Regions from separate parts of the Homo sapiens genome. Here region 2 is linked to region 1. Evidence: chromatin loops called from intact Hi-C (ENCODE). Cell type or tissue: PC-3. All regions are shown on one strand. Links, peaks and the distances in the headings refer to the core of each region. The heading gives the core; the rest is flanking DNA.

What was found. Hi-C counts contacts between places; a loop is a spot of excess contacts. Peaks named below come from ENCODE experiments on the same cell type or tissue, not always from the same donor. Only the 100,000 strongest peaks of a DNase experiment are listed, where the experiment ranks them.
Region 2: a loop joins it to region 1, with 4 times the contacts of the local background. A loop is called at or near these places in 5 of 110 quality-filtered maps.

What each region holds. Positions count from the first base shown.
Region 1 is chr13:34,458,331-34,474,078 of GRCh38, reverse strand. The region is part of intron 2 of LINC02343 (long intergenic non-protein coding RNA 2343); the gene reads right to left. The region is part of intron 2 of LINC00457 (long intergenic non-protein coding RNA 457); the gene reads left to right. Among named protein-coding and RNA genes, the nearest start is that of LINC02343, 120 kb to the right of the region's middle. In PC-3, for the core only: a CTCF peak has its summit at 6,962; DNase peaks (open chromatin) are centred at 4,298, 4,648 and 11,148; H3K27ac peaks cover 5,551 bases.
Region 2 is chr13:34,155,093-34,170,840 of GRCh38, reverse strand. No RefSeq gene overlaps it. Among named protein-coding and RNA genes, the nearest start is that of LINC02343, 190 kb to the left of the region's middle. RefSeq lists a silencer at 13,521-13,580 and an enhancer at 13,089-14,288. In PC-3, for the core only: no CTCF peak of the experiment used is centred there; a DNase peak (open chromatin) is centred at 8,600; H3K4me3 peaks cover 1,271 bases; H3K27ac peaks cover 2,534 bases.

The DNA of each region.
Region 1 (15,748 bases), core at 3,218-11,217:
AACTGTAAAACTAGACACTGCTAATTAAATTGACATGTGTATGCCCAAGTATAGGGCTCACACAGTAGAAAAGAAAAAAAAAACACTTTTGTTTCTAAGGGAAGAAAATTCTGTCAGGCAAGGGAATCAGAAATATCTGTTGGGGCTGAGCCATAAACATGAGAAGGAAGAAAAATCCATAGTAGACCCATGATACTTGTAGTTTTCTTAAGAAGTCTTGGGGTCAACAAAGAACTCATTAGTAATGCTGTCAATTGAGCATTGAAGTGAAATTCAAATGCTCTTTCTTCCTACTTCTAAATTTCAATAGTAAATATTTAACCATTAAAAAGAATTCAAACGGATTAGGATACAATAAAATAAAAATATTTTCTCTCAACCTCTACAGTCCCCTACTCCACTCAAGCTTTATTCTCCAGAAGCCACAGTATTTAATCTTATCTGGTTTTATTCTTCTAGTGGCTACCTCCATATATATAAATTACATGATTACAGCAACACTTCTTGTACTTTAAAAAATGTAAATATATTCAGTAAATTCTCATTATGAAAGATGAGGAATTCGGCATACTTAATCTTCTCTTCATTTCATTTTCCACTTCTCACTTTTTCTTAGTTGTGCTATAAAGTTTGGATCTTACTGGCTGGGCCCAGTGGCTCACACCTGTAATCCCAGCACTTTGGGAGGCTGAGGCAGGCGGATCACAAGGTCAGGAGATTGAGACCATCCTGGTTAACATGGTGAAACCCCATCTCTACTAAAACAAAATACAAAAAATTAGCCGGGTGCGGTGGCGGGCACCTGTAGTCCCAGCTACTCAGGAGGCTGAGGCAGGAGAATTGTGTGAACCTGGGAATGGTGTGAACTCGGGAGGTGGAGTTTGCAATGAGCCGAGATCACACCACCGCACTCCTGCCTGGGTGACAGAGAGAGACTCTGTCTCAAAAAAAAAAAAAGTTTGGATCTTATTTTGGTTACCTGTATACGTCTAAAAAACATACTCCAACCTGTCTTATTCTGTCAACTTTAGACAGTATGTGCAGATACGACTTAGGAGAGGAAATTATGGTTCCATTCATTCCTTCTGATAGCAGTTCCATTACTTTCACACTGTTAAAGTTTCCAGTGTAGTTATCCCTTGATATCCCTGGAAGTTCCAGGACCTCCTTGGGATCCCAAAATCCATGGATACTCAAGTCCCTGATAAAATATAGCATAGTGTTTGCTTATAACCTACGTAAATCCTCTGTATACTCTAAATCATCACTAAATTATTATAATACAATGTAAATCATTTGTAAATAGTTGTTATACTGTATTGTTTAGGGGATAATGGCAAGAAAAAGGAATTTTTTTAAATGTTCAGTAAAGATGCAACCATCCATTTTTTTTTCTTCAAATATTTTCCATTCAGGGTTGGTTGAATCCACAGCTGTGCAAGCTTGGGATACAGAGCAACAATTGTATTTACATTCTACTCCTCTGAAATGAAGAGGGTCTTAGCAACCCACAGGCTAGTACCCCTAGCCCTTCCTTGATAGATAACAACCTTTTTATAGATCAGTTCCCAGTCTTATCCTGGTGATAAATTCCACCGCTGTTAGGGGCTTGAGAAAACAGAGGTGGGGGTGGGATATTGCTTCACAGACAGACCTTCAGTTACCCCTAGACCCCTGCCTGGCTGCCCACTGCCATCTTCACTTACCAGTTTGTAGCTTCAAAAATATGCTGAGCTGACTGGGAAGAGTGGCTACTACCTCTGATGCTGAGTGGAGACTTTCTGCATGCTTTCTTATCGATAAATGTAATCTTACCAACTGGCCATCTTCCAGAAATTTATCAAAATCTCTGTCTGGTTGATAGATTCCCTGTACTACTCTTGTCCTTTTGTCATTTTTCTTTTCTTTCTTTCTTTCTTTTTTTTTTTTTTTTTTGAGATGGAGTCACCCTGTCACCCAGGATGGAGTGCAGTGGCTCGATCTCAGCTCACTGCAACCTCTGCCTTCTAGGTTAAAGTGATTCTCCCACGTCAGCCTCCCAAGTATCTGGGAGTAGCTGGGACCACAGGTGCATGCCACCATGCTCGGCTAATCTTTTGTATTCTTGGTAAAGATGGGGTTTCACCATCTTGTGCAGACTGGTCTCAAGCAATCCACCCACCTGGGTCTCCCAAAGTGCTGCATTACAGGTGTGATCCACCGTGCCCAGCCTCTTGTACTTCTTTACTACTGACATTTTAGTGGAATTTTGGGGAAGAGAGGGAGTAAAACACATGGGCTTGGGCCATCATCTTGACTAGATCTTCTAATTCTTGCTATTTAGCCAAGGCATTTGATTCTCTTGTTTAAGTAAAACTTGGAATGAATGCAGTTCAGGTGAGTCATTCCCTGTTCAAGGACACAGAATTGCTTCCCAGAAAGTCTTTGCCCCTTCTTAGTTTTTTCAGTGCCTTCCCCACCTTAGCATTAACACAGCCAAGTCATAACCTTGCTTCCCACTACTTCCTCATGAACCCTCTGCCTAATCAAACAATTGATCACCATTTCCTGAAAATAACTTTATTTTTTCTGTTTATACTTTTATTCTGCCGTTCTCTTCCCCTGGAATTCTCCTCCACCCCAATACCTGATAACGGAAGTGCTATCTAGCCTGCAGAAGTACAGGACGATGATCAGCTGCTTCTAGGAGCCTTCTCCAACCTCAGCCGGAGGTCCTCCCTTGCTCCTCTGTGATCACATAGCAGTTTGTATCTTTCTATAGGACTTATCACGGTCACTTGGAATTTTGGTTATTTGTGCACTATCTTATTTTCCTTCACCCATAACCTCGTGGAGGACAGGGCATGTACCTTAATCACATTTGTATTCTCTACAACTCTTAGAACAGTGGCGGCTCAACAAAGCCTCACAGATTTCTCACTGGAGGAAAATGCCCTTTTTTTTCTGCTCCTATATATTTGCCAGACATGTTTCTTAAGATTCTTTCTATATCGTAGGCATTGTTTCCCCAACAGTATGTCTTAAGGATTTTTAGTATCCATTCCTCTTTGCACTTGAAGATGTTCTAGTTAGATGCTCTATGCAAACATAGATGAGGGTTTTAGTGTGGGGTGAGCTGGAGATGATTAGAAGTGATTGAGAAATAAAAATAACTTGTGAAGGTATTCCATTGTTTTGCCACAATGGCCTCCTCAAGATTCTGAACCGCCGAATATTAATACTATGGGAGGCTTGGAGTAGAACCTCTAAAGGCAGGTGGGATCATAGCTGAAATCTTTGCCTTTCCAAATTACCCCAACCCTGTAAATCAAGGGTATGTATTAGGTGTATCAGAGCCAAGTTATTCTTGGTTCTGCTGCAGTTACAAACAACTCTTAGTGACTTACAATACAGGTTTTTGTTCTAAGTTGTTTTACATGTCAGGTGCAGGTCAACCATGGCTCTTTTCTGTATGTACTCTTCATTCTGGTATTCTGATGGAAAGAACCTCCTATCTGGGATGTGCTGTCTTTGTGGCAGCAGAAAAAGAGTAACGGCAGCACTGCAGCATGACCTCAGAACTTCTACTCTAAAGCGACATGCATCACTTTCAGTTACATTTCATTGGCTCAAAGAAATCACATGGCCAAGCCTAATGCCAGATGGGCCAGGGGAATATAGTCCTTATTTGGAAAAAAATAATATAAATGACTTTAACTCCCAAAATAAGTGACAGTGGCAATAAGAACAACAATAATAAATTGTAAGTAAAGAAAAAAGCTACAAACTGGCACTTCCGTGGGCCAAACACTATGTCACATTGTACCTTATCCTTAAAACAGCTCTCTCTGGGAAATGGTAGGAAACATACTCAAGTTAATTTCTTAGCCGAAGGTCACCTAGCTAGTTAGGTAAAAAAACTAATATTCTGAACCAGGTCTCCTGATACCCGGTAAAATGTAAATAAGTTTCCTAGTAGTAAAGCCATCAGGGCTGTGCACAAACACATAAAGCATGCCAGCGGCATGTGAAAATGTGTTCTTAAAGCCCGACGTTATTCATACTTTTTGTTCCAACTCTTTATCTGAAGCTGCCTTGTCAGTCCCTGACCTTCTAGCTTCTCTCACCCAGGAAACCTGGGGGTCATCATCATTTATTTGACATTGTTTTGGGGGGAGAGCTCGCTTTTTTGGCTCCATTGTTTTCTGCTGTGCAGAGCAAATCCTCCAGGGCCTAACCAGACATCTCAAAATCTTCCTCCCATACACGGTGATGACACCAGCAAAACACAAATGCTATTAAATTTTGGGGGTGGCTCCTTTTAAAACAGGTTTGGCAAAGTCAAGCTACTCTTAGTGACCCTCTATAAATACTCATAGGCAGGGATCTTTAAGATAATTTATTACAAATAGAAATTGTTCCCCCTTAGTTTCAAACTGTCATCTGTTAGGCAGTCCTGGTATTTCATTTTAATGTAAAAAAAGATCTCTTAGTGATATACTCTGATAATTATTGAAATCTGTCACCTATCACAGGGAGAACAATATTGGCAGTACTCCAACTCTTACTGGAGGCAAAGCACAATGGGGCAAGAAGGTAAATATTTAAAGTAAGGAAGCTTGGTTTTTACAGTGAACAACACTGAATCATACATTGCAAAATGTTAATAAAATTAGCAGCCTGTTTATCAGCTTATCTGCGTCATGGGGTGTGGAGGGGTATTGACAATGAAAAGCCTCATTTATCTTCATGAGTTAAATTGCCTGTATAATTCATGAACCAAAAGCAAAGCAAAAACCAGAGCTGAGACCCAAGTTGGTTATATAGGTCAGCTCTAATGAGTTTAAATGCCTTCTTTCTTCCAGCCTCTGGCCTGCCTCTGTGTCAGGCAAATAGAGTTGATTTTCTTAGAGTTCACTTCAGCTCTGATTTTACATCAAAAGTGGAACATCACTTTGTAATCATTAAGTATTTTGCTTAGATATTAAATATTAAAGTTCCTCTGATTGCTAGGCCCATAATTAAGACAGAAAGGAAACCTGTTATGTTACAGATGTTTTCCCATTTGGTAATCATGTGTTGAAAGTAACCATGAATATAGATATAGCCGTTGCTCTGTATAAGTGGGAATTACTGGGGAGACTCTGAGACAATCAAGAAAGGCAATTGAGATGTGTGATAGTAATGCCAAAGGAAAGGGGAAAGGCACATGTGTGAGCAGGAGTTTTGGATGGTGGGGTACAGGCAACGCCGGGTCCCCTGCTTGGATCTTGATAACTAGCAGAGGTGAGTGGATCCAAATTCAGTTGCGGATTCCTTCCTGATTGCTGGGGTCCCTTGGGCATGCTATTTAGAATTTCACTTTTCTCACCTGTAAAATAAGGATATTAATGCTTCCCTCATATGACTGTGTGTGAATTAAAGGAGGTAATGAGTGTAAAGTCTTTAGCACTCAATGATTCTAGCTATTATTATCCCCTAAGCTATAAACTGTATGAGAACAGGGATCTTGTCTGTCTTTTTCACTACCATATCTTTGGCCCGAGAATGATTTTTGGCTTCTAGCAGACCTTCAACAAACACTTACTGAAAGAATGAATAAACAAATGAAAGTAGTAACTGAATAAAAATGAGAAGCTTGAAATAAAACAGTGTGTCAAAGAAACTTGTTCCTGAAAGAAAAGAAAGATAATTCTGGTTCTGTAAAGGAAACATGGATATGAAGAAGTAAACTCCAGAGTGGGGCAAACCTGTTTCAAATGATCTTATAGAATCAGCAGAAATAAGGGTCTCACAGGAAAATAAAATGTCTGTATTATATCAGAAAGTGGTTTCTTTTGACCTTTTTTTTTTTTTTTTTTGACAGAGTCTTGCTTTGTCACCCAGGCTGGGGTGCAGTGGCATGATCACAGCTCATGGCAGCCTTGACAGCCCAGGCTCAAACAATCCTCCCACCTCTGCCTCCTGAGAAGCTGGGACCACAGGCATGTGCTGCCCCACCTGGCTAATTTTTATTTCTTTATTTCTTTAGTAAAGATGGGGTCTCACATGTTGCCCAGGCTAGTGTCTAACTCTTGGGCTCAAGAGATACTCCTGCCTTGGCCTCTGAAAGTGCTGGAATTATAGGCATGAGAAACCCAGCAGAAAAGGTTTCTAATATTATACCTTATGAGTCAGTAGAGGGATGTCCTACAATGAAGGTGAGGGCCCCTTGTCACGAGGGAATGGTAAATGTCATAGGAACTTGTAACAAGGCAACACTGCACTGGGCTAGGCATTCCCAGAGACAAACTGACTATGTTGTTTTGTGCTTTTGACTTCAGTTCCCCGAAGTATAGGCAGCAAAAGAAGACAGCCTTCCTCCAAGAGCCCCAGGGACATAGACTTTCAAACAAGTTTTTCAGTGCTATACCTACATATACTTGTTTGACAGCAAGACACAGTCAAGTTTCATTACAATGTGTTTGTACAGCTATGGTTGGCTGCTATTGGAAAAATCCCCAAGGTTTTGCTGAAAGCTCCGTACTCTGACCATTTAAGGTGCCCTGAACAATCAGACTTTATGATTTAACTCTTCTAGGCTTTTAAGATAATGAGTTAGGTGTTAGAGGAAAGGACAGCAGCTAAACAACCCTAAAACCAACCTGAAGTGAAGCTGTGGCATTTCCAGCTATTGAAAGCCAAATATAAAATATAAAAAGCCTTGCTGAGGGTATTTGGGTCAACTCTGTAGCTTTCAACAGGGTTCTAGAATACAAGTTTTCACAAAACTGAGATTTCAGTAAGAGGGTTAATAGGTTATTATGATCCAAGTCAAAGTGACGTGATATTCTGGGATGTTTGCAGACTGCTTTTTGATGGGGTACAGTAGAATTACTCAGCGCATATTAAGTATTAGGTTATATAAAGCTTAAGGCAAAGTAAAATGAAGTCATCTGCATTTTGTTGAAAAACGAGTTGCTAAAGTCTCCAGAAATTAGTCTAGAAGGGGTGAGTGAATAGACCAGACAACAGCAGAACCAGTAGTTGCAGTTGACCCCAACAGCTTTGATCCCGTCAATCTGCGCTGCTCAGTGCTGCTATCTAAAAGACTAGCTCAGAAGGGCAGGTTTCCTTCTTTCTTCAGGTGGTTCCTCAAGCTTGTTCACCTTCAGTAAAATCACCAAAAGCAGGTGGAGAATAAAAAGTGTAACAGCCACTTGAATGGTGATGCTACTGAGAGGAGGAATAAAGTGCAGATGTCAGTTGGCTCCAGAATTTCTGTTTGGTGCTTTGTATGGGAATTGATCTTCCCACAGACCAACTGGCAATGATTCATTTCACAGTTACCCCAAACTCACTGGAGACCTCACAGTTTCTCTTCTAGTGTAAATCTGAGCTCCCCTCCTGAGCAAATTATGAAGTGTCTCATAGGAAAGACAATGTCTTTATTAGGAATATCATATTCCCTTCCAGGGGCCAAAGGAGGAGAGGTCTCCAGATTTTTACCAATCAGGAGGCATTTTCTTAAAATTGGGAGGCAAAGACTGTGTCTAGTTTCACTCACTGTCTACCCATGCCTAGTAGAGAGCCCTGCACATAACAGGCACTCAGTAATGCTTGCCGAATGAATCACGCTGAAATTCATGGGGCAAGTGATACTTAATCTCTCCAACAGGTATTCTCTAGAGAAGGTGGTTTCTTGAAGGAAGCAAAGTTTGTTTAAAGCTACTTCATGAGGGCCTTCTTTAGGAGCAAATGCCATGTTCTGCGCTTTTCCTGGCTTGACTTTATCAGGTTTCTTTTCTTATGTGTGAGGTTCCTCATCAATAAAAATACACACACATTATCCATCCAGTCATTTGATCATGTCTCAAAAACACAAGAAGGCAAATATCCACACTAGACCAATAACCAAGCAGGAGAAGACTGTAAGGAAAGATATCTCCTTTGTAAAACAAATTCCAGGGTGGGGCTTGTATTAGGGTTTTGTTGAAGGACAGAACTAATAGGATAGATGTATATATGAAGGGGAGTTTATTAAGGAGTATTGACTCACACATTCACAAGGTGAGGTCCCACAATAGGCTGTCTGCAAGCTGAGAAGCAAGGAAGCCAGTCCAAATCCCAGAACCTCAAAAGTAGGGAAACCAACAGGTCAGCCTTTTAGTCTGTGGCTGAATGCCCAAGAGCCCCTGGCAAACCACTGGTGTAAGTCCAAAAGCTCAAGACCTTGGAGTCTGATGTTTGAAGGCAGGAAGCATCCAGCATGGAAAGAAAGGTGAAAGCCAGAAGACTCAGTGGGTCTGCTCTTCCATCTTCTCCTGCCTGCTTTATTCTGGCCATGCTGGCAGCTGATTAGATAGTGCCCAACCAGATTAAACATGGGTCTGCCTCTCCCAATCCACTAATTCAAATGTTAATCTCCTTTGGCAACACCCTCACAGACACACCCAGGAACAATACTTTGCATCTTTTGATCCAACCAAGTTGACAGTATTAACCATCACAGGGCTGATAGGAGAGCCTCAGGTGGGCAGTGATGCTGATGTAGTCCAGAGCCCTGGGTTCCACTTTCCTCTGGAGCATCTTGTCACTGCCGTGGCTGTGGCTGACCAGGCTCTTGTTTGAGATCTCCCACCTCTTATCTCACCCTTCTTATCTCAGAGAGACAGGTTGGAGCTTTCCTCATCTTTCATAAATAATGAAAGAAGGATAAGGCAGGAACATGAGTGCTCAATACACATCTAATAACAGTACTTTCATTTAATGCCAAATTTATCATCCACACAATAACAGAGAGAGCCTTGAAACTTAGGGAGAGTGTGGAGGTGGGTGGGAGGTATCTTTCGTCTTAGAGAGAGAAGGACACTTCTGGAATGTTCTAAGGAACTGCAGTTGCTGATTCAACACTGAGGGTTCCTGGTGACTTAGTGGCTTCCTCTCCAGGGCCTTGCCTGCTGCCTCCTGCGTCTGTCTTGTGCTTCAGCAGTTCAGTCCTCCTTTAGGGTGCTCCCTGACTGCCAGGCACAGCCTATTTTCCAGGCACCCAGAGTGCTCTCATGCCCATCCTGAACTGCTGATCCAGGGGGCAAGCTCCTGGCTCCATATGGCCCCTTTTATTCTTTTTTGTTCCTCCCCTATCTGCAAGGATATGCAGCCTTCTAAGATGCTGGATTGTAGCATTCTAACAGGCTCATTGGAGTAACGGGCTCAGATGACAGTGCTGGGCTGCGACCCTTCCCACCTGCTCCCAGCTGACATTATCTACCTCATCTGTAGTGGGAGTCAGAAATGTGCTTGGTTTTGATTCACAATTGGTTTTGGTCCAAAGACCACACTTAAGAGGGAAAAAAAGGCCTTGTCGTTGGTTATCTGCAGTTTCTTTCCACCCTTGGATATATTTAGTGGCTTTTAGAGAAGAAAGTAGGAGTTTTGGTAAACTGACTTTTAATAAGACCACTTATTGAACACCTTTTGTCCTCAAAGTCCTGCTCTAGGTCCTAGAGGTGGGGAAGAAAGAGATGGGAGTCAACAGGACTGGGGGGCTCCTACATTCAAGAAGCAAATGTAGTCATTCATTGTGCTGACTTAGAGGAGGACAGAACATTAATCACTGCATTTAATGCAAAAAGTCTGGTTTTTTTATGACTTAAATATTTTGGTAAATAAAGAAGTTCATATTTTTGCCTAAAACAAAAGTTATACTCAGCCAGATTTTTATTTTATATATTCAATAATCAGTCCCCAATGACCAATCATCCATGTGTCCAGGTGACAACTGCTGTCCAGGCCTGCTCTGTCTGTCTTTTCTTCCTTCTAGCAGAGGCCCTTGGCACAACCATAGGAGGCAGGGAAAACACATCCAACCTTTGTTTCTTTTAAAAAAGACGTGTGTAATTTCATAAGTAAAGAAACCATGGAGAGTTGAGTCATCTCAGGGGAGCTGATACAGAGGACAGAGTTCTGGAAAACCAATCTGCCCTAAACGACCTGCCATTTGATAGGGAATTAGGAGCTGAAAAAACGACTCTAATTGATCTCTCTCTCTTGGTGTTTGGAAATCTGTGCATCACTGCAGTGCAATATATCCACAATATGGTCTACTCTATAGGGGTGGTCACCTCAAGTGTGTCAGGCCCTGGGATACTTCCTCAGCTTATGTAATACGTTAACAAATACTCTTATGTTAACACCTCTTTGTGTAAAACCAACCTGTTTCGACGGTCTAAGCTCCTGGCAGGGTGATGGTATGTGATGGGCTAGTCCCATAGTCATGTGAAGTAGTTGGGCAAATTGTGCCCATCCTGAGCATCTGTGAGGGGCAGCTCTGAGCAGGGGCAGGTCCTATGATCACAGAGAGACCTCGGGGTGCAGGCTCTGATGGAGCAGTAGGTGGTGGGTGTGGAGTGACTGTGGGTGCCCTGCTTTGAGAGGTAGGTCTTTGGGAGGAAATCTGAAAGGTAGGAAACAGCTGAAGGGAGGAAGGTGAGATGAGGCTGAAGCCAAATTTGTCCTTTCTTTCTCTCTTTCTTTCTTCTTTCTTTCTTTCTTTCTTTTTCTTTCTTTCTTTCTTCCTTTTTCTTTCTCTCTTTTCTTTCTCTTTCTCTCTCCCTTTCTTTCTTTCTTCTGTCTTTCTTTCTCTCTCTCTTTTTCTTTTTTTTTTTTTTTTGACAGTATCTCACTCTGTCACCCAGGCTGGAGTGCAGTGGTACAATCTCAGCTCACTGCAACCTCTGCCTCCCAGGCTTAAGCAATCTTCCCACCTCAGCTTCCCAAGTAGCTGGAATCATAGATGTGCGCCATTACACCCAGCTAAGTTTTTGTATTTTTGGTAAATACATGGTTTCACTACTTTGCTCAGGCTGGTCTCCAACTCCTGAACTAAAGCTATCCGCCCACCTCTGCCTCCTGAAATACTGGGATTGCAGTCATGAGCCACCGTGCCTGGCCAATTTTGTCCTTTTTCAAAAGTTGTAAGAGAGCTCTGAGCCAGGAAAACCAGAGGAAGTCCATTTTCTCTGTTCCCTTGTCTTCCTTTCACCCAAATAACCTCCAGAGATAAGATTCAAGTGCATTTTGGGTTAAATAAGCATTGAGGAATTGGCATGGGGACTTAGTCACTATGTGGGATATTGTTTCCATGGGGAATATGTTCCAACTTCCAAATGACTGACTCACAGACGCCACTCCCCAAAGGTCGCCTGCCCCTGTACTGACTTTTAAAGGAACTCACAACTAGCTGTTCAGCATTCAAATTTTGAAGGTTTATGCCCTGCCAGGTACAGAGCCCAGGTATGACTGAGATCATACCTAGACTCTTTACTTCATTAGGCAATTTTTTTTCCCTCTTTTGATTTTGTGGCACTAAGCTCTGAATATGCTGTTTCAAACTCCTAAGTTGGCTTTTAAGAAAAACTCTTTATTTTACTAACATCATGGAAAATTTATATTTCAAAAAACAAATCTGAATAATATAATTATAGAGAACCCACAAGCAATGTGAATTAACTTTATTAGAGCTAGAAATACACGTAAGACAAAATGTGATCTGTTTAAGGAGCCTACAGTACCTTGCTGGACCACAGATCTCTACCTTCTCTAATCACGCAGACTGAAATTACTATCATTATTATTTCATTCTTAGGTCAGGAGTGCTTTATCTTCAAAGGATTCTTAGGTGGTATGGGAGTAAGAACTGAGCTCACTCTTTAATACGTCCAACAGTGACTGTCCTCCTAATTATTGATGAGATGAAACGAAGTATATGAATAGACATTGTGTATTCTGAAGTACATTTAAAGCATACATATTAGTGGGATCCAAATAATTATCCAGCAAAATCAAGCCACTCTACTTAGAAAAATTTTCTTCTGGTATGACATAGGAAATAAAAGCAATAATAACTTTTAGGCAATGAAACAATTTTAGTTACTGTTTTGTTTTATTATTTTGTCTTTGCTTTTATTTTATTTTACATTTTTGTGTTTTTTTCCCTGAAAGTTATTTTATTTCCTCTAAAAGCTCTCTCTCTCTATATATATAACCTTAGCCTGAATTCCCTAGAAACAGAGCCTGAAATAAGGCTTTTGTGCCAACATGTTATTGAAGAGTGAATCCCAGGAAGGAGGAGTGAGAAAGAGTTGGAGTGAGGCAGGGAAGGAGGGTGAGCAAATAGAAGGGTCTCCAAGGTGGCAGCACTTCATGAAGAAAGGACTGCCTAGTGTCCTGGGAAGCTTTGGAGAGGATGCTTGATGCTACTGTGTCTTTCAATCATCACTCCAGAGGGAAAAAAGAAGAACTATTATTTTACCGGCTTCTGTCTCCTATTGATTAAAATTTGCCTGTGTGGTATATTAGTACCCTCCACTTCACAGTTACACACTTCTCATGTATGCGCTGAGCAAAGACAGGGAAGCACTAGGGTATTTGCACGGCCTGTGTGGAAGAGGAGGCACCCAAGCAACAAAGGGAAACAGATCAGAGCCCTGCATTTGTAGCAGAAGTAGTAGCAGCAACCAAGCTCCATGGCTTTAAGCAACACCAAGGCAAGTACATGGGTCTGGGTGATGCATAAACCCATGCTCTGCAAAGCAGAACCTGGAAGGAAGCTGCTTTAGACTTTTCATCCACCACTTGTGCAGAGTACACTTGAGAAAGGAGGACATTTTTAATTCTAACACTGCAGAGAGCTGCACAGAAGCTATCAGTAATGGAGATAATTAGAGGTATAGAGTTGATCAAAACTTGACTTATAATGAACACTTTGAGTAGTTGCAGATAGAGAGAGCGAGACTTTTCTGTGAATCAGATATAATACAAGGCAGCAACCTGATATAGATCAGTGTGACAGGAGCAAGAATACAGCAAAAAGATGAGCAACATCAGTTGTAGAGAGATATCCCAAATAGCCAAGTAAGACAGTTCTTGTGCCAACTAAGCTTCATCAAGAATTAGAACCATGATTTACTGAAATTTTGATTTTTTTGTATTTGAATATATACTGATTGTATGCATTCCTACCATAGAGGTTTATTGAGAGCCTCCTGAATGCCAGGTTGTGTTCCAGGCTGTGGCCACACAGTAGTTTGTGCCCTCATGGTTCTTAGGTTCTAGTGAAGGAAGATGAATAATAATATGTTATAGAAGCATAGAGAAAAATAAAGAGGGATAAGGAAGACAGGGTATGTGGCAGAGGGGCAGGGATTGCTATTTGATAGAGGACAGTGATGGAAAACCTCTACAACGAGGCAACGCCTGAGCAGAAAGACCTGAAGAAGGGGAAGGAGTGAGTTGAGCATCTGGGGAGGAAGAGGCCTCCAAGCTGATGGACTAGAAAATGGCTATTTGGTATTGTAGGGGAGATACACATTCATGAGCTGAGGCTATGCACAGGCACATATTCTCCAAAGTAAAAAAATTAGCAAACTCCATATAGTTCATTTAATATTCTTATCCAGATATTCTTTATTTTATTGTCATCATAAATGTCAGAACTGACAACAACTCTTCATGCTATTATTCAAGAGATAACTCTTTATGCTATTATTCAATTGTCAATGGTAGAACAATTGACAATTGCAGCCAAGATCCCAGCTCCCATGGCCTGCTAATCGTGACTATGCAAATTTGATCATCTGAGCAGGTAGAAAAAACCTGCCTGCCCATGGATGGGTATGACAATCAACTAAGCATAGAGGGCAGATGGGGACTGGAAGGACAGGACACCAAGCAATTATAGTTTAAGGCTGGATTGGGATGGAAGAAAAGTCTAACCAGAGATTGATAACTCTACCCCTGAGAACTTGTTTTGAGGATGAATTGAATAATAACAACTTAGAAACAATTGCAAAATAAAGAAAATGAGTTGGAATGCCTTCTATGTCAGATGTTTAATGTTGTTGCAGTCAGCTGCAGTGGAGCTGCAGACTCATGGCGTACCAGCATGGTAGAGTCAGCATACGCAAGAGGAGGGTACCCTCGTGGATGAAGAAGGCTGTTGGTGTCACGTGCACCTGAGTAAAACACTCCAAAACGTGACCACAACAAGCTTACTCAACCTCTCTTAACATACTCTCTTGCTCTAATGCATGACACTTTGCTCATTTCCTGTTGCCTGGGACCTCGAGGTTTGTGTGATATGGCCCTCAGGAAGGGGAAATGGGGTGTTCACCACGGTCAAGGAGCCTGGAGACAAGGGGAAGTAGGGGAGCACCAGTGATAAACGGTGCTCATGCCAAACATGTTCTTTCAACATAAGAATGAATGTTAAACACATGGAAATAAGGCAAAAATCCAGATAACACACATGCATGTGGATATATGCATGAAGAGACCCCAAGTGGGTGTCCTGACAGCATTGAAGAAGCATTGCAGTGCATCTGTATTTGCTTGGACATCTAGGCCATTTTTCAAGGTTTATAACTTAGCTATGAAAATGTATTTGTGACATTTTAAGTCCCAGCCTGAGAGCAAATTTTGATTTTTAAATTCAAACTTATCATTCCAAAACTCATTCTGGCACCATTTTAGGGCTGGATGAATTGTTTCAAAGATGTTTATTGCTTTTAAGTCTCTGTTTTATTACCAAGCCTGTAAGATGTAAACTGCTTTGAATTTTGTTAAGATGGTGAGTGATTAGGCAGTGACACGACTTTAAAACAGAAAACACCAAAGAGATTTAACTGGATTAAGAGAGAATAGTACATTTTATGTAGTTAGGCTGTTTCTAAGAATTAAAATATGCCTCATCTGGATATGTATTTCCATCATGTAATATAATAAGGGCTTTCCAAAAATATCACTGTGTTCTTTAGAAGAAAGGATAACAGTTTGTTCTGTGTCAACAGCAATATTGTGTATTTCAAACAGCTTTCAGCTGGGATCTCTAAGCTCTGAACAAATATTATTCAAACCACCTAACACGGAATAGATTTTGCCATGGTTGATCATTGATTAGAGCAGTAGGTTGAGAACTAGATACTCTTGAAGTTGGCTCGCTTTCTTATGACCCAAAGTCAGGTGGCTCAGAACATCTGGGTGCTTCTGAAGCCAAGAGCCTCTTTAAACTGCCAAACTCATTGTCAAGTGTCTGGCTGCCTTCAAAAATCACAGCTGTGCAACTTGATACATCCTAGGCTTTTAGGATTCTGATTGCAAGTTATAGAAACCAACTGAGATAAATAAAGAAAATAAAGACAATTTATTATGAAGTACCAGAGATTTCACAGAACACAAAGACAGGAGTGCAGCCAGGCCTTGGGAAGGACTGGAATGGAGAACTGGCAAGCCACTGGGAACCCACTCTGTGTTCTCACTCACACTCTGCATCTGCTTCTCACGTGCCTATTCCTAAAGGCTTTTTTTCTTTTAAGACTCAGTTCTTTTCACCCTCCTCTACATGGCATAGTGTGGTCGTCCTCAACTGCTGTGTTCATATCTTTTAAACGTTGCTTCCAAAAGGGTCACTGCCTCTGTTTCTCTGTATTAGTTGCCTATTGCTGTGTAACAAATGACACCAAAACTTGATGGCTTAAAGCAACAAACATGTATTATCTCAGTTTCTGTGGAAGCAAGAATCTAGGTTTGTCTTAGCTGGTCCTCTTTCTTAAGGTCTCGTTCGAGGCTGCAATTAAGGTGTTGACCAGGGCTGCAGTCTCATCTGAAGGCTTCACTAATGAAGTTGCCAAACTCCCTCACTTGGCTGTTGGCGGGATTCAGTTCCTTGAAGGTTATTAAGCCCTCTTAATTCCTTGCAACATGGGCCCCTCTCTAGGGCAGTTCACAACAT
Region 2 (15,748 bases), core at 3,749-11,748, 300 kb after region 1:
TCATTTCCAATATTTCGGAACCTGCACTGCAGTTCAGCTTCCGGACATCTCATTTACCTCAAACTAGACCACCAAGCTGCTGCACAAATCTAATCATTATTTGAAAATTTCAGCTATATGTGAGACTATAGCCTCTGGGTTCAGAGTCCCTCATATAGTGAAATGTTGCAAAAATATTAAAAAGAAAATATCTCTAAAATCCCAGTTTAGTGCTTAGGACCACATCAAGTTAGAGTCCAAACTGAATCTAGTCATTTCTTCATCAGTTTTATAATCTTTGGTAATTATTTTAGTTATTTGTTACTTGCATTTGTCTGTCCTCCCCACTAGGAAGTAACCCAGAGGAAGTCAGGAAATATGTGTATCCTGTTCAGCATCAAATCCCCAGTGCCTAGCACATAACAGACACTCCACAGTTATTGGCTATTGAATGAGTATATAATTCACTCATTAACAGAAGTTGGGTCAAAACTAAGGACAAAATTGTCAAAATATAGAAGATCACAATAATATTATTTAACTATGTTATTATTCATTTAAGTTTTCACCATTACTATATCCAAGAGGACTTGAGCTGTCTCCTAGAGATGAAAATATGATTCTCATAACACATTTATTTGCAGGATATAAAGATGAACATTTTAATACATTATTTTATGAATATTTAACTAAGCAATGCTCTCATTTTTGCCAAGAATATATACAATTTGTGTATGTGATCCTATAAGTCATTTTTCAGCCCATTCTGCTCAAGAGTGATGCTGTTTATTTGAGTTGCAATGATCTCATCTTTTCAAGATAAAATCCAGGTGACACATTTATTAGAGTGTTATAGGCTTTCTGGCAAAAATGCTGTATTCCAGATTTTTTATCTCCATGTATTTTTACAAGTCACTTGTGGAATTGAGAACTGACAGGACTTTATCTTTTAAATCCAACATTTCCTAATAGGCATTTGAGAAACATCCGATTTAACATGTTGGTTATAATGATGTTTGGTCTCTTTTGATCAATATTCAACACTTATTGGGTGTTCGGAATGTAGTGTTAATGTTCCAGGAGAACAAACATACACTATCAGGAAATCTAGATGCTTCTTATGAAAACTGCTGACATATTCTTTGGATACTACTAACCCATTTTAATTGACTGAGAAACAAAAACTGGATTGCCAAATTTATATTTAATTTAAAACCTATCAGTGGGCCTTATCAAACCGAACTTCTGATAGAAATAGCTATTATTTATGACATTCAGGTTTGGCCTTTGTCTTAGTCCATTTTGTGCTGCTATAACAGAATACTGCAGACTGGATAATTTATGAAGAACAGGAGGCTGAGGAGTCCAAGATCCAGGTTTGGTGTCTGGTGAGGGCCCAGCCTCTGCTTCCAAGATGGCATGTTGAACACTGCATTCTCCAGAGAGACAAATGCTATTTCTCACATTGCAGAAGAGTATAAGAGCAACGAGAGAACAAGAGGTAAACAAATTTCTCCATTTATAATGGCAATAATCCCACCCATGAAGGTGGAGCCCTCATCACCTAATCATTTTTTAAAGGTCCCACCATACTGCTACAATGGCAATTAAATTTCAACATAGTTTTGGAGGAGGCAAACATTCCAAACATGACAGCCTTCTTTACAGACTGTGGTACTTCACCCATCTAGGGGTGGACACGCTTGGCAACAGCTCTTTCTAGAGGTCTGCTATAGTCTGAATGTTTGTGTCCCATATAAAATTTATACATTAAAATTTAATAGCCATGTGATAGTATTAGGAAGGGGTGCCTTTAGGAGGTGATTAAGTCCTGAGGGTAGAGCTCTCATGAATGGGATTAGTGACCTTAGGAATAAAACTAGAGGAGACACTCTGGGTCTCTTTTTGTCTTTCTATCCCTTCCTCCTTGTGAGGACATTGTATTTTTCCCCAATGCACCGTCTTGGAATTAGAGACCAAGCCCTCAACAGATACCAAAACCACCAGCACGATAATCTTGAACTTCCAGCCTCCAGTACTGTGAGACATACATTTCCATACTTTATAAATTAGCCAGTCTCAGGCATTTTGTTGTAGCAGCACAACTGGGCTAAGACAGAAATTAGTACAGAAAGCATGGTGTTGCTATAACAAATACCTAAAAATGTAGAACTGACTTTGAAACTGGGTAATCAGTAGAGGCTGGACAATAAAGATATGTGGTATTTCGTTATAGCAGCACAAATCGACTAAGACACTCCTGCTTTCAGATTTCCCTTCTTTTTCTTGTAACACCTCCAACACTATTTAACATTGACTTCAGGGTCAGTATAAAAGTCACTTTCTACAAAAACATTTCCAGGTCCTTGCTTCCCACCCCCAGAACCCCACATGTATATTTCTTCCTATGTACCTGTAGTATATATTTTTTTCCTAACAAAGCACCTATTACACTTATTTTAATTCATATTTAACTGACTCTTTCTCATTGTTGGACCGTTGTGTCATAAGAGCAGAGACCAAATCAATCCTGCACATCTGTGTCACTCTAACACCAAACATGAGGAAATTTAGACCGTTTTTGTCAAATGGATTTAAAAAATGATCGAATGAATAAATTCCTCAATGAATAAAGAATTTGCCTCCACCTCTAAGAACAGCATGCAATACACAATGTCCTAGTACCCTTGCATGCCATGCCATGCTGTGTTATTGATTACTGCAGCCTCTTTTGGAGTCCAGAGCCCCTGTTACAAGGCATACAGTACACGGTAGCAGAAGCCAGATCTTGCCTTCATCCCTGTTGCAGGGAATACCTCAGGAAATACTCCAGGCTTCAGAATGGGCCATTCACACAGATACAATCCAACCCAAATACATTTTACCTTAGAGAAATTTCTCCAAGTGTTTTCAAATCATTGATCAGTTTGCTTAGTGACTAATGCTGTGTGACTTTAGGGCTTTCTGTATGTTTTCATGGATATATCAAAGCAAAGTTAAAGATAGGACAGAAAATAAGGTGCTTTCTTTGGCCTTACCTGGTCTGCTTTCAAATATTCTTTTCCTTACAGAAGGAATAACATGTAATGTAAGAAATTCTCCATCTTTCTCTTGTGAGAGCAATGTCTCTAACAACTTTATTTCTGTTTCTGTCTTGTATTTCTTCTCTTTATAATTAGTTTTTGAATAGATTAATAGAAGGCTAAAACATTCAATGTGTCCCTCGCCTTTACCTGAACAAGTCTTTCTGTCTGTTTCTCTCTCTCTCTGTTTGCCTCAGTCTGTGTACTCTGTCTTTGTGCTGAAGTAATGGTGAGAATTATATGGGTCTCCCTGGCTTTTTGCCTAGAAGAGAACAATTTACAGATTGAATTTACTTGAAAAAAATCTAATGTCCACAGAAGTTATTGACCATGCTACCGTGCTTCCTACAGTATGATCAAAAAGCTCCAGTGGCTGCAGAGGCCTTGGGCTTTGCTGCTTAACCATTTCATGCCCAGCACATGTAGATTATATATACTCCTTAATGCTGACTGACCCTAAACTTCATTCTCAAGAGCGTTAGGGAAGGTTTTAAGGTTGTAAGCTAAATGCAACTTATTCAAAATTTTTGCTTACTTGAAGCCCTTAATTTGCTTAAAATATATTTAGTCTATATACTATGTGTCAGACACTAAATCCTAGAATTACAAAGACCAATAAGAAAGAAATTACAGGCTAATGCAGGAGATGGAAAAGAAAAGAACCAATTAAAATGCAGGATAAATGTTATAACCAAGATAATTATAAGGCTTGGGGCACTTAGACTGGGCATTTCCCTAAAGAGTATTGATGAGTTTTTTGTTTTTTGTTTTATTTTTTAATTATCTTAACCATTTTTAAATGTACAGTTGAATGGTTTTAAGTATATTCATATCAAAGAGTATTATTCTGAGAAAAGAATAACAGGAACTGATATCTTTTTTTTATATTCTTAGAACACCAAGTTTGGTGACGTGGGCATATTTGCTTTGAGTGATGTTTGCCTGACTCTTTGGCATTTATTATTCTTGCCATTTTGTGCTATGAAAAATAACTTTTAAGTCCAGTAAAAGAGATTTGTTTACTAATCTCCAAACAAATTTCACATTTCCAATCCCATGTCTCTGATCATGCATTTTCTCTTATCTAAAATGCCTTTCCCTTCTTTTCCACATACCCACAGCTTTGGTCAACCTTCCCCTCAAGGCATAAAACAAGCCGCCACTGAAATCTGCTTTCTTAGATGCTCAGACCGCCTACTTCCAGAAGTGCTTCTCATATCTGACACCCATAGCACTTGTTTGAAACTTAGTATATGCTACCTTGGAATGTTATACAATAATAGACCCATATAATTCTCACCATTACCTCAGCACAAAGACAGAGTACACAGACTAAGGCCAGCAGAGAGAGAGAGAAACAGACAGAAAGACTTGCCCAGGTAAAGGCGAGGGACACATTAATATGTTTTACATATATATATATATAAATGTTTAATGTATATATCTTATCTAACCACCTAAGTTACAAATCTCTCAAGGGATGGGATTGTGCTTTGCTAATAAAGCACATATGCTAAGAACCTGAAGCATACATTTAAAATTCATTGAGCAGTTAGTATGTACAGATATTATTTTCCTAATTTTATGACAGGAATACTGAGAATGAAGAGACTAAGTGGTCTGCTAGAGGCAGAGCCGAGACCAGTGCAATTTCCAAGGAGGTGCCACACGGCATAGTGGAGTGAATATGGGCTTCCACAGAGATAGAACTTTCTATTCCAGCTCTGGTATCTGAATGGTTTGGGCAAGTTATTTAACATCTCAGAGCTTCAGTTATTTCATCCATGTAATCTGATGATAATGCCTACTTTGTAGAGTTGTTGGTGTAGAGTTGTTGCAAAAACTCAATGAAATGAACAGCACTCAGTGCCTAATAGGGCCTCAACAAATGATGGCTATTACTACTACTCTTACTGCTACTCCTACTGCTACTACTACATGTGGCTATACTGATCTTACAGGCTTCTATGCTTATTACATGTCTCTAGTGCCCCACATAAGTGCCTAGCACATGGTAGGTTCTCAGTAATGGATGTTGCTTTTGCTATCTACACACTTATCTATAAGCCAGGCTGATATTCAGGCAGTGCATTTCAGCTATTTCAGCACAGTTACCAATTCTTTATGGCTGATGTCTATTCTGTCCGTTTTGATTGGTCAGTTCCTTCCATATGCGTTATAAAATATTTTGCACAACACCTCTACCAATAATATTGTGGCGGCATTGTTTAAGTGTTTTACCCGGTGTGGGTAACTACCCATGACTAGTGGTTCTACCTTTCTTCGTCGGTCAACACAGGCCAGAGAAAAGCCTCTCACACAAATAATTAGTAGGCTAACATGGTTTCGAAGGCTGTTCACAGTCTGTATAACATTACTCATTTAGAGCCAACCTTGGGTAAGCGTTCTCTGCAAATACTATACCAGGAAGCTGGATATCAGGAAGACAGCTTGAAGTTGGGTTTAATCAACCACCAGCTATGGAATTGATTTCCTTGTCACTGTGGTTCAGGAATTCCTATTTGGCCACATTTCTGACATGTCAGACATTTTCTACATGTCATTTAATTTAATTTATGACCCTTTCTCAATAATTGTGATTCCCGGCTCACAGACGCTTTAAGAAGAGGCACAGCGTAGCAAGTTGGCTACTCAGTCATCTCAGATAGAGCTGCTCTTCAGGTCTCAGGGAATTTTGCATTGTACCTTTGACCTTAACACAACTAGGTAAGTTTTCTGAAGAAGTGGGCATAAGCAAAACTCCACTAAACATCTGGAGGCTATGAAAAGGTAAAACCGCTGAGCCAGATAAGACTGTTACCTGCATTATCATTATTCTTTTGAGTAAGGCTGTGTGCACCAATGGAGCAAGTGTAAATGCACACAGTGGCTTTTTTAAGTACCTCCGCCTCAGGTGCCAGGGAACTGTTCTGGCAATAGCAGCCCCTTTCACCCTCTTTGCAGCATTCCTCTGACAAAGAACGTATTGTCAAAATCCAAGCTGAAAGAATGTGCTGCTTGGGAGAGCAGTAACAGTGATTAAGGGGCATAAAATGCAAGCGTGCACTTGTAATGAAATTGCCCTGACTTACCGCCAGGTTAGTGTCTGTGATTGCCATAGTATGCCTCTGTGATCAGTCTCAGCATAATGAAAAATAGCAACAAATCTTAGCTTTTCACGTGGCTTATATTAGGAGTAGATAGAAGTGTTTTCAGGGCTAAGGTGGTAATGGAGAGGAATCCATGATGTAGAGAATAGCAACTGATGCTTATTCATGGATAAAGGAGGGCTTCTCTGGTTGAAAGATATGTCAGTTGGAAGACTCACTACACACAGGTCTTAGTGATTTAATGTCTCTGCTCAAATGTAAAAGTTGCCCTGTGTTTCTGACTATCCCATATTTCTGAGAGATTATATCATTTTCTTTGAGAAGTAATATAGCTCTACTGCAGGTGGGAGTCAAGAAAGGTATAACTTTTATGGAATAGAATTAGACTACACACACACACACACACACACACACACACACACACACACACACACACACCATGAAGTAGGAAGGTCACTTCTTGTTATTTATCCTAAGGAAATATTCATGGATGCAAGCAAAGGTTTATTGTAAGGCTGTTCATTGCTAACCATAGACCACCCAGATGTCTAACAATAGGAAATTGGTTAAAAAAATATTGGCACTTCCATATAATGGAATATCATGCAGCAACAGAAATAGAAATACTTGTAAAAAAATCTTTGGTAAAAAGAAAAATGTTTCTAATATTTTAAAACATATTTATATTTATATAGTAGATGATAAAGCTGGAAGAATATACATAAAATGTGAACAATGATCATTTTGGGCAGTAGATTTTGGTTGCTCATTTAGTTTTTTTTTTTGGTTTTGCTTAATGATAAAAGAAAGTGCATTATTGCTAAATAAGGAAACATTTTTTGTTCCTTTATAGGAAAAAAAGGAAATATAATAGCTATAAAAATAGGAGTGTGAATCAGTTGTGAACATATATAATTATACTCAGAGCTATATACTTGTCTCTATATATAACTATGATTTTATGTTAATATGTGGCATAGGTTTAAATTTAAATTTTATCTGAGGTTTTTTTTTAGGCTGTGCACAGAAAAAAATTATCAGAGCCACATAAGAATGTCATTCATTTAGGTTTCTTTTTTTTTAAATCATCTGTGCTCCTACCATAATGGATAACTTACCACTTCCCAAACACATCCTATATATTCCCATCTTGCATGCTATTTTTCCTCCTTGGAATGCCTTTTCTCATATATCTTTGTAAAGCCCAAGTCAAACCTTACTTTGTGAGGGTTGCTCTAATTCTCCTAACTCAGAAATAGATTTTAATTCTCATCTCTCTAGACTTTTGATATTTTGCATCTTAAGTGTTATGTGTGTACCTTCTCATCTTTAATAGAGTATAAACTTATGGAAGGCAGAGGTTTTATGAATCTTTGTATCATCTAAAAATGGGAGACACTGACAGAGTAGGTACTTAAATAGTTACTGAATATATAAATGAATTCACCTAATTTTCAGAATATACAGATAGGCATGCCTGACTTTGCTTGAAAGTCTGACCAATTTTAGGACTGATCTGAATGTGAAACCAAAATGAGATACAGACTTCTGACTATTTTGTGATTTAAAAAACTATTTCCAAGTTTAATTAGTACTCACTTTTTGAAACCTTTCCTGATGTAGTATATAACTCAGTGAGTATTTATGTAAAACAAGTACTGCAAGGGAGGTACTCTGAAGGACTATAACAACCACATTTTATATTCCTTTCCAGGAGAATCTTATTTGTAGGGATTCACAACAGCAAAGGCCAGGAAAATGGTAGCTGAAAAGGGCAGTCTTTTGACACTTGCTGCTGAACAGTCTCTCCCTTTCCCCACTCCTACAAGGTCCATGCTGAGAACTTCTGAAATGACGTCTTGGGTTGGAAGCACTTTGCAAACCATAAAGGGCAAGGCAAATGTTAGTTATAATTACTACTATTCCGAGAATGCTGCTACAAAATGCTTGTGGCATGAAATCTTCCAGTTTGAGAAGGTGAGTTTGGTATGCCTGAGTTGGTGCTGCACTAGTTGTTTTCCTTTTGTATTCAAGAACGGACTTCAGGGACCTGCCCTCTGTGGCAAATGACTTGTTTTGTAAATGTCAATGATTCAAAAATGTTTCTAAGAGAGATTCTCACCACATACAAATCAGAGGCTCGGCCAAAATACAGTGATACTTGAGGCCAACACTCAAGTGACTTTTACGTTACAACTTTCACTCTGACCTAACATTTCAAAGAGGGCTTACAAATGACGAACTGACACCCTTTCCAGAGTTCTCATTTGCTTCTCAGAATAAAGCAAACTCTGATTAGAGCTTGCGATTGGCAAACATTTTAGTAACTATGTTTGCATTTGTTCAAACTATTGTTCCATAGAGCTGATTCACATGTGGTTTTGTTTGCAGACAGTTCTTAAGTCGTTGGTTCTAAATTTAGCTTTAATCCCTTTGGGAATGAGTTCTGTTTACAGTTCACAATGTGACTTCCTAGTTTGAAGGAGGAGGGAAAAGTAAGCAAATCCTCTAAGATTTATAGAAAAGCACTTTCTATCTCATAAGCTTTCTTAAAAGTTCTGGGAGCCTGATTAAGCTGCCTGCTTCTCAGCATGATGCCATGTAGGGGAAGCCAGAGGTGATAGAATTTGAAAACCCCTCTACAGTATAAACCAAAAGAAAGAGAGGGCAAAGAAGGAGATTTATGGCTTCTATAGCTGTCAGAGGCTGTGGAAATAAAGGAGTAGGTCAGTGTATTTTAACAACAAAGAAAATCCGAAGCAAATTCAGTCCTTTAGACTTATTCAGCTCGTCTAGTTTTGAGAAATGATAAATGCAGACTATTACAGCCATAGGATGGTTGTTATCCTGTCCTTTTCTGCTCTCACTCCCTGATCAATGCATACTCACAAATATTATTGTGGGCTTTTGCTTTGGAGTATTACCAGAAAACACAAAATGCCTTATGTTTTAGAAACTGATGTTGTCCAAGCATTGGGGCCATCTCCCACGATGAGAAGATCCAATGATCAATGGAATCAGAGACTGACTAAATTCATCCAGATGGATGGTTTAGGGTTCATGTTTAGGAGACAGCCTAGAAAACAGCTATGGCTGTTCCTGGCTGTGCTGCTTTCAAAACTCACATGGTTGATTTGCTGCTATAGCCTTAATAGCTTCAATGTAAAGCACTAATTATTAAATTGTTTTGAATCCTTCAGAGCGTAGCTCTATCTCTACTACATGCATCTTTTGGTTATATGTTATAAGGGGTATTAAGTAAATAATAATGAAATGACAGTGAATTCCAAATAGGGTGACTATACATCCTATCTTCCAACCAGGACATTTTTGAGAGAAAAAGACTTGCTATTAATTATTTCTCAAGGAAAACACATAACCCATAAACCAGCACTGTCCATGAAATCTTGGTTTTATTTACCTTTTCTCTCTTCCTTTCTTCTTCCCTATGAAAGAAAAAAATTGTGAAAGCCTTTGAAATGAGACAGAAAGATTACTGGGTATCTTCAATGGAAAACCAGGTATTATGTAAGCACATCTTTCTGGATTAACTGATTCTATAGGGTTTCTGCAACTTCATTGTCTTTGAACAATTGTATATCTTTGTGAAATAACTGAGTGCAGTGGAGATCTTTCTTGTCTATAGAGACGCAAATAAATTGTATCTGGTGGAAATGTAATTGATCTTTTCTTCTCTCTGTCTCCAATAATCCAATTTTGCAACTGCTTATTAATGTATTTCAGCATTATTTATAAATTATAAATGTGCAATAGTTTGAATTCATCTTTGAACAGGCTGTGACTTCTGACTGGGTCCCTCATTAATAAATGAACTAAAATCTTTGACATGTGTTTGGCATGTGTTGACATTTATAAGACTTACCCTATAAAAATATTCCCTAGTATGCAAAATTTATTTATTGTCTTCTTTTTTTTTTTCCTTAGGACATCCAGAGGCCAACACATTCTCTATTTCTCCATAAGAGTGGTCCCTCTATGGCTAAAGAGATTACACCTTCTGAAATCATTCATTCACATATTTTATATGTATTGCGTATTCCCTAGGTCCCAGGCATTGATATGATACTATATACAGAAAAGACTGTAAACAAGCAAGAGTGGAAACAGGCAGACCATTCGGGAGTCTCTTGTCCCAATGGCAGATGAGGGGGCATGAACTAGGATTAACATACTCTTACTAGAAATAGATGAAACCTTGAAGGAGGAGCTGACAGGATTTTACCAGTGGAGTGGGTACTGGGTAAAAGGAAACTGAGAAGCCAAGGAAGTACCCCTGCTTTTGGTATGATTAACAGGGTAGTTGGTGGTGCCAATTTCTAGAGATTGGAAAGACGGGTTGAGGATTGATCTGAAACACCCATTCCCCCAGGTGTTGATCATGGTGACAACTGGTAGCTTGCAGCTTAGTTCTTCTTCCTGTTGACTGACCTCAGCTGACCAAGGTCACACCCTCTTCTTTATCCAATGACTAGGTGATATGAAGATAAAGTCTCACCTCATTGTCTCAACTTGATACAACTCTACATGCCATCCGAGCTCTGGGCGGCTCTCTGGAATAACCTGAAGCTTTTGTTGTGATGGTAGCAGCAACTTCTCCCCCTGCCTAATCCTGATGCCTGCACCCTAGAGCAATCTCCAATAAACTTCCTACCTGCAAATCTCCATCTCATAAGCTCCTTTCCAGGAACTCAACCTACAACAGGGAGCTGTAGTTAAAGAATAGGTAGTCTTCCCACACATCTTCCACACTCCTGTAATCAGGTGTCTAAAATAGACACTTGACAGCAGATCCTTACTGATGATTCTCCTTCCCACGACATCCCCACCCCACCAATCCCCCAAAAAAGAAAAAGTAAATTAATGGCTTTGTTGTCTATGGCCAGCCTCTATCAGTACATCTTGCACCATGGCCTCTATATTTTCCGCCTCTTCTTTTACGACTTTGCCATAACTTCCACCATAACTTATGTTTTTAATTACAGCACCTATTCCCTGTTGTCTGGACACTGTGCATTTTCATAACTCTCTCCTTTAATAAAAGTTCCTGATAACTCTCCTTCGACCTAACCTTCTTCTCTTAGTGGTGAAACTACCTATAACCCAAAACCTAGTTCGAAACCATACTCCAAAATCTATCAATTTTTCATGAAATCTTCCCCAAAGTTTTCCAAAAGGACATGCCTCCTCTCTCTGTCCTCATAGCATTCTCTCTTATTTTTTATCTTTATGTGTCTGCACAGTTACTCCATTAGCTCCTTGGGGATGGAGAATGCCCGGCTATCACAAAGCCAGGAGCATAGCAGGATTAAGACCTACTTCTTGATCGTCTGATGAGCCCTTGTTAAGCTATTCATTCTCTATCCTCATATATCTAAAAAAAATAGAGTGAATGCTCTTTGTTCTAGATTTGGTCTTTGGCCATCAATTGGTTCATTTTTCGCAACTTCTGAACTGGGCAAAAGAATGAAGATATGAATGTGAAGAATTATCTCCTTCCCACTTAAAGCCTAGATCTGGCTCTGGGAAACTCCAATAATTTTATTCCTTTTCATGGCTCCAATCTGGTCTTTTTACTTCTCACAAAACTATATCTACTGCCAAACTTTGCCAGCTGAAATGGAGTTTTAAAGTCTAAGTGTGTTGAAGAGATGCACTTGAGTCTCCACTTGCCTCTTTCCTGCCCACCCTGCTATATTCCCAAGAGCATCTACCATCTTCAGGTCTTGTAAATGTATGATCCTCTCACTACTAATTTGGTGAAACTTGTAACTAAGAATAGGACATCATCTTTCTCCATGTCTTCTTTGCCTCCTTTTCATGTATAGAGGATCTTCTCTGCCTTGACTCTTCCAGGGACCTTGAGATACCATCTTTGTATGTATCTTCCAAAGAAACCCAAAGTAAAGGTAGAAGAGCAAATATGTGGTCAACTCTGGGGTTCAAAAAACGCTTATTAATGGCAAGAAGAAAAAAAGAAGGGAGGAATGAAGGAAGGAAGGGAGAGAGAGAAGGAGGGAGAAACAGAAACAATCCAATCCAGAGATCTATTCTTGCTGCCTTCCACGCCTATAGAAGGTGTAAAAAGCTTCCTCTGCACAGAGAATAGGCTCGTTCAATAGGGAGCAATTTCAAAACTCTGAGGAAAATGTAAAGGAATGATATAAGAAGTCAGTACTTCAGATACTCCTTCATACAGCTATAATATCAAGTCATATTTTTAAAAACGACTCCAGGAAAAAAATGTATTTTTTCTCAGGAAGATTTATTTTCAGATAAATTTACTTTAGACTTTCTTAAAAACTCTGAATCCATGAAAGGCTGATTTTTATGGTAGAATTATGTACTTCCTTTGCAAGGATGTGAGCTTATTGAACATAAGGTTAAAAGGAAAATAAGACCTCAGAATTTTCTTACCCTTTAAAAACACACAATGTTTTCATGCCCTTTTGATGAAAAGTGTTGGTGGCGTAAAAAAACTAAGGGTACAAAATACCTAATAGAAGCTCATGAAAATTTAAAATTCATTAGTTGGGAACTTACGATAGTTTTGACACTGGCTAGGTTGACGTTGTTGTTGTTGTTGTTGTTTTTCCATTGCCTGTGATAAGGTATTTTGAAGCTATTAAAAAATACAAATAGGTATTCAGGGGAAGTAGTTAACTCTTTAAGAGCAGAAACTTTTGGAGTATTTTGCCAGCATCTCTTTACTGACAAACAGTATTACCATTATTTTCAAACTCATTCAATGAACCAAGTTAGATGAGAGCTTCTACACCATTGTGTGGGACTAATTGAGATTCTGGGTGGCCTGAGAATGGAAAGGCTCCTGTAGGTGCCATCTGTGTCTCTCACTTTGGGTACATTAACTTCTCTCTCCACCCTCCATGAGTTGCAGAAAAGCTGCTCTCTGAGAAGCTCGCTGTCTCCACCGTCCTGGGACCTACTAGCTCTGAGAGGGGAGGAACTGGGCTTACTGATCTTTTATTGGCAATGTCCATCATACAGTGAGTACTAAACATGTGAGCCACTATTATGTAAGTATATGTCATAGATTTACTTGCATTTTATTTTGAAATATCAATTCCATTTTTCTCTTCTTCATTCCTGCATCCTTCCCCTATCCCCCAGTCATTCCAAATGTGCCCAGCATTTAGCACAGCTCTGTTGGCCAAAACATGGATCAATTGCTTATTTTGGACAAACAAAGAACTTCATTCCTTCCTAGCAGATGTGTGTCTGTAAATAACCTCAAGAATAACCTTAAGAAATATTTTTTCTCTCTCTCTCTAATGACATTTAAAGAAATGAGGCTTTCTAGATAACAGGCTCCACGGCCATGTGAGCACAGTGTCTACACAGGTGGCTACTGCCCAGCCCTCAGTGGTCTCCTTAGAAACCAGCCTCTCTGCACGGTGAGTCAGAGGCGGCAGGAGGAGCTGGGCAGTGAGTCATGTCAGGAAACGGCATGCTCCGTGTGCGAGCAGATGCCGGTTTATTTCACTGATTCATTTCCACCTACTTCCTCCTACCTCTGTCTGCACTCTCAAATGAACAGAAAGTTCATTCATCTCGCCTCTTGCCTGTGATGCTACATGCTCCCCCTATTTCTCGGAATGCTTACCATAGGCCCCACAATGCTGGATGCCGTACAGATCAAGCCACCCCTGTTCTCTGCGATGGGACACTCTAAGAAGGAGGTGTCACCCACATTGTCATCCCTGGTTTTCAAGTTAACTGCCATGACGGACTTCATGATGAATTTGTGGATTTTCTCACAAGCCCTCACACCTCTGTCCTTTGAGCATTTTGTCAACAGTGGACAACTGCTGTGATTCTTAACACATTTAAAAAAAAAAATGTGATCGCCTGTAGTCAAGTTTCCCTGCTTTGGAAGGGAAGGGGATCCATTTTTCAACTCAGAATTAGAGGATGAACCTGTTAACAGGGAGAGGCTGAGAAGAGAAAAAATGGGGAGTTAAATTCAGCTCTAAACGCTATGGAGAATCAATAAATATCGACAGGCAAGGGGGCAGAAGGAAGGAGAGAGGTTTTGCCAACCTCAACTGATATCTGTTAATAATACCAAACAGCAATCTGTCATCAGCCTGGCAACACTGGATTTTCCCCAAGGAAAATCCAGGGTCCCCTCCCAGCAGTTCTTGGAGAAAGAGCTTAGAGTTCTGAGTTCCTGGGAGAGGATGGACTGTAGGCGGGATCAGAGTACTGAGATCCTGACAATTAAACCTGCTTACATTTTCCCTGCGTGCAGACATGGTGTTTGGAAACAGCAACCTCCAGTCATCTTGCTTAGCTCTTTGGGGTTCTGGTCATACATACATCTTTCTAAACTTCAAAAGTCTATGCAAGCACACTGACCTGGCAGGTTATTTGAATTCTTGTTCTGGTTTACAAGTCTTTCTAAGACATTTACACCAGAGCTAGAAGAAAGAGACCGGATTTTGGAAATTGCTCACAGGTTCGAGAGAGGATTACCGGAGCACAAGAGCCGGGCGGAGGTTGTCTACTTTTTCTGCTAAATTGCACAGTAGATTCTTTCAGACCTTGAGGAAGAGATTAGAGAAAGATAAATCAGAGTGTTATAACCCTGTGCTGAGTCACAGCTCTGAGGTTCTTTTATATTGCTGGAGGCAGCTTTCAAAATCCGCTGTTTGCGTGTGGCTAGAATAAGGATTTGTCCCTCAGTCTCAGGACGTATCCTGGTCGTGTCTAGTCCTTCAACCTATAATTCCAAATCAGATGAAATTTCTCTCCAGATATTGTGAAAAATACTCTCTATATCGCAAGGTTTTTTTTTTTTTTTTCCTAATGTGTAAACATTTCTCTACCTGGCATATCAGCAAGGCAAAGACCCAAATATTAATTGTCCTTCTCCTGATTGTGTGTGAGTCACAGGACTAAGCTCTGTGGGGTAAGAAACAAATTTTTGAAGACACAGTCTCTTGCTTCCAGGTAGTTGGTCCCAAGCTAATAATAATAGGTACCATCTATTGCAGTCTGCTGTGAGCCAGCCATTTCACATTCATTATCTTATTTAATCTTTCAAATAAATAAATCATGTGTTGTGATTTATGCTATCTTAATGGGTTAAAAAATCATAGTCAATTCTTCTGGTTCTGTTGAAATGTATTCATGCAGGTAAACATCTTTAATCCCATATTAAAAAATTAAGTTATTAAAATAAACGCAAATTAAAATGTAAGAATGTGAGTAGCTTGCAATGTAACAGGGCCAGTTTCTTCTTCATTTTACAGCTATAGAAACTGAAGTTCAGAAAACTTAAGTAAAAATGGCAAAATCCCAATTAGAACTAAGCCTTTGAGTCCAAATTTGAGTGTTTTCCTTTATACCACATTGCTTCCCTGTTCTAGTTTTAGAAACAACATAAATTCTTGAGAAGTTAAATAAAAATACAAAATTTAATGTTATGTCAAGTTAATTCAGGACATGCTACAAGACAGCAGAAAATAAATTTCCAAATGTGCAAGTAAGAGGATGCAGCCCCTACTGAGAGGGAGCCTAGCAAATTTGAACTAG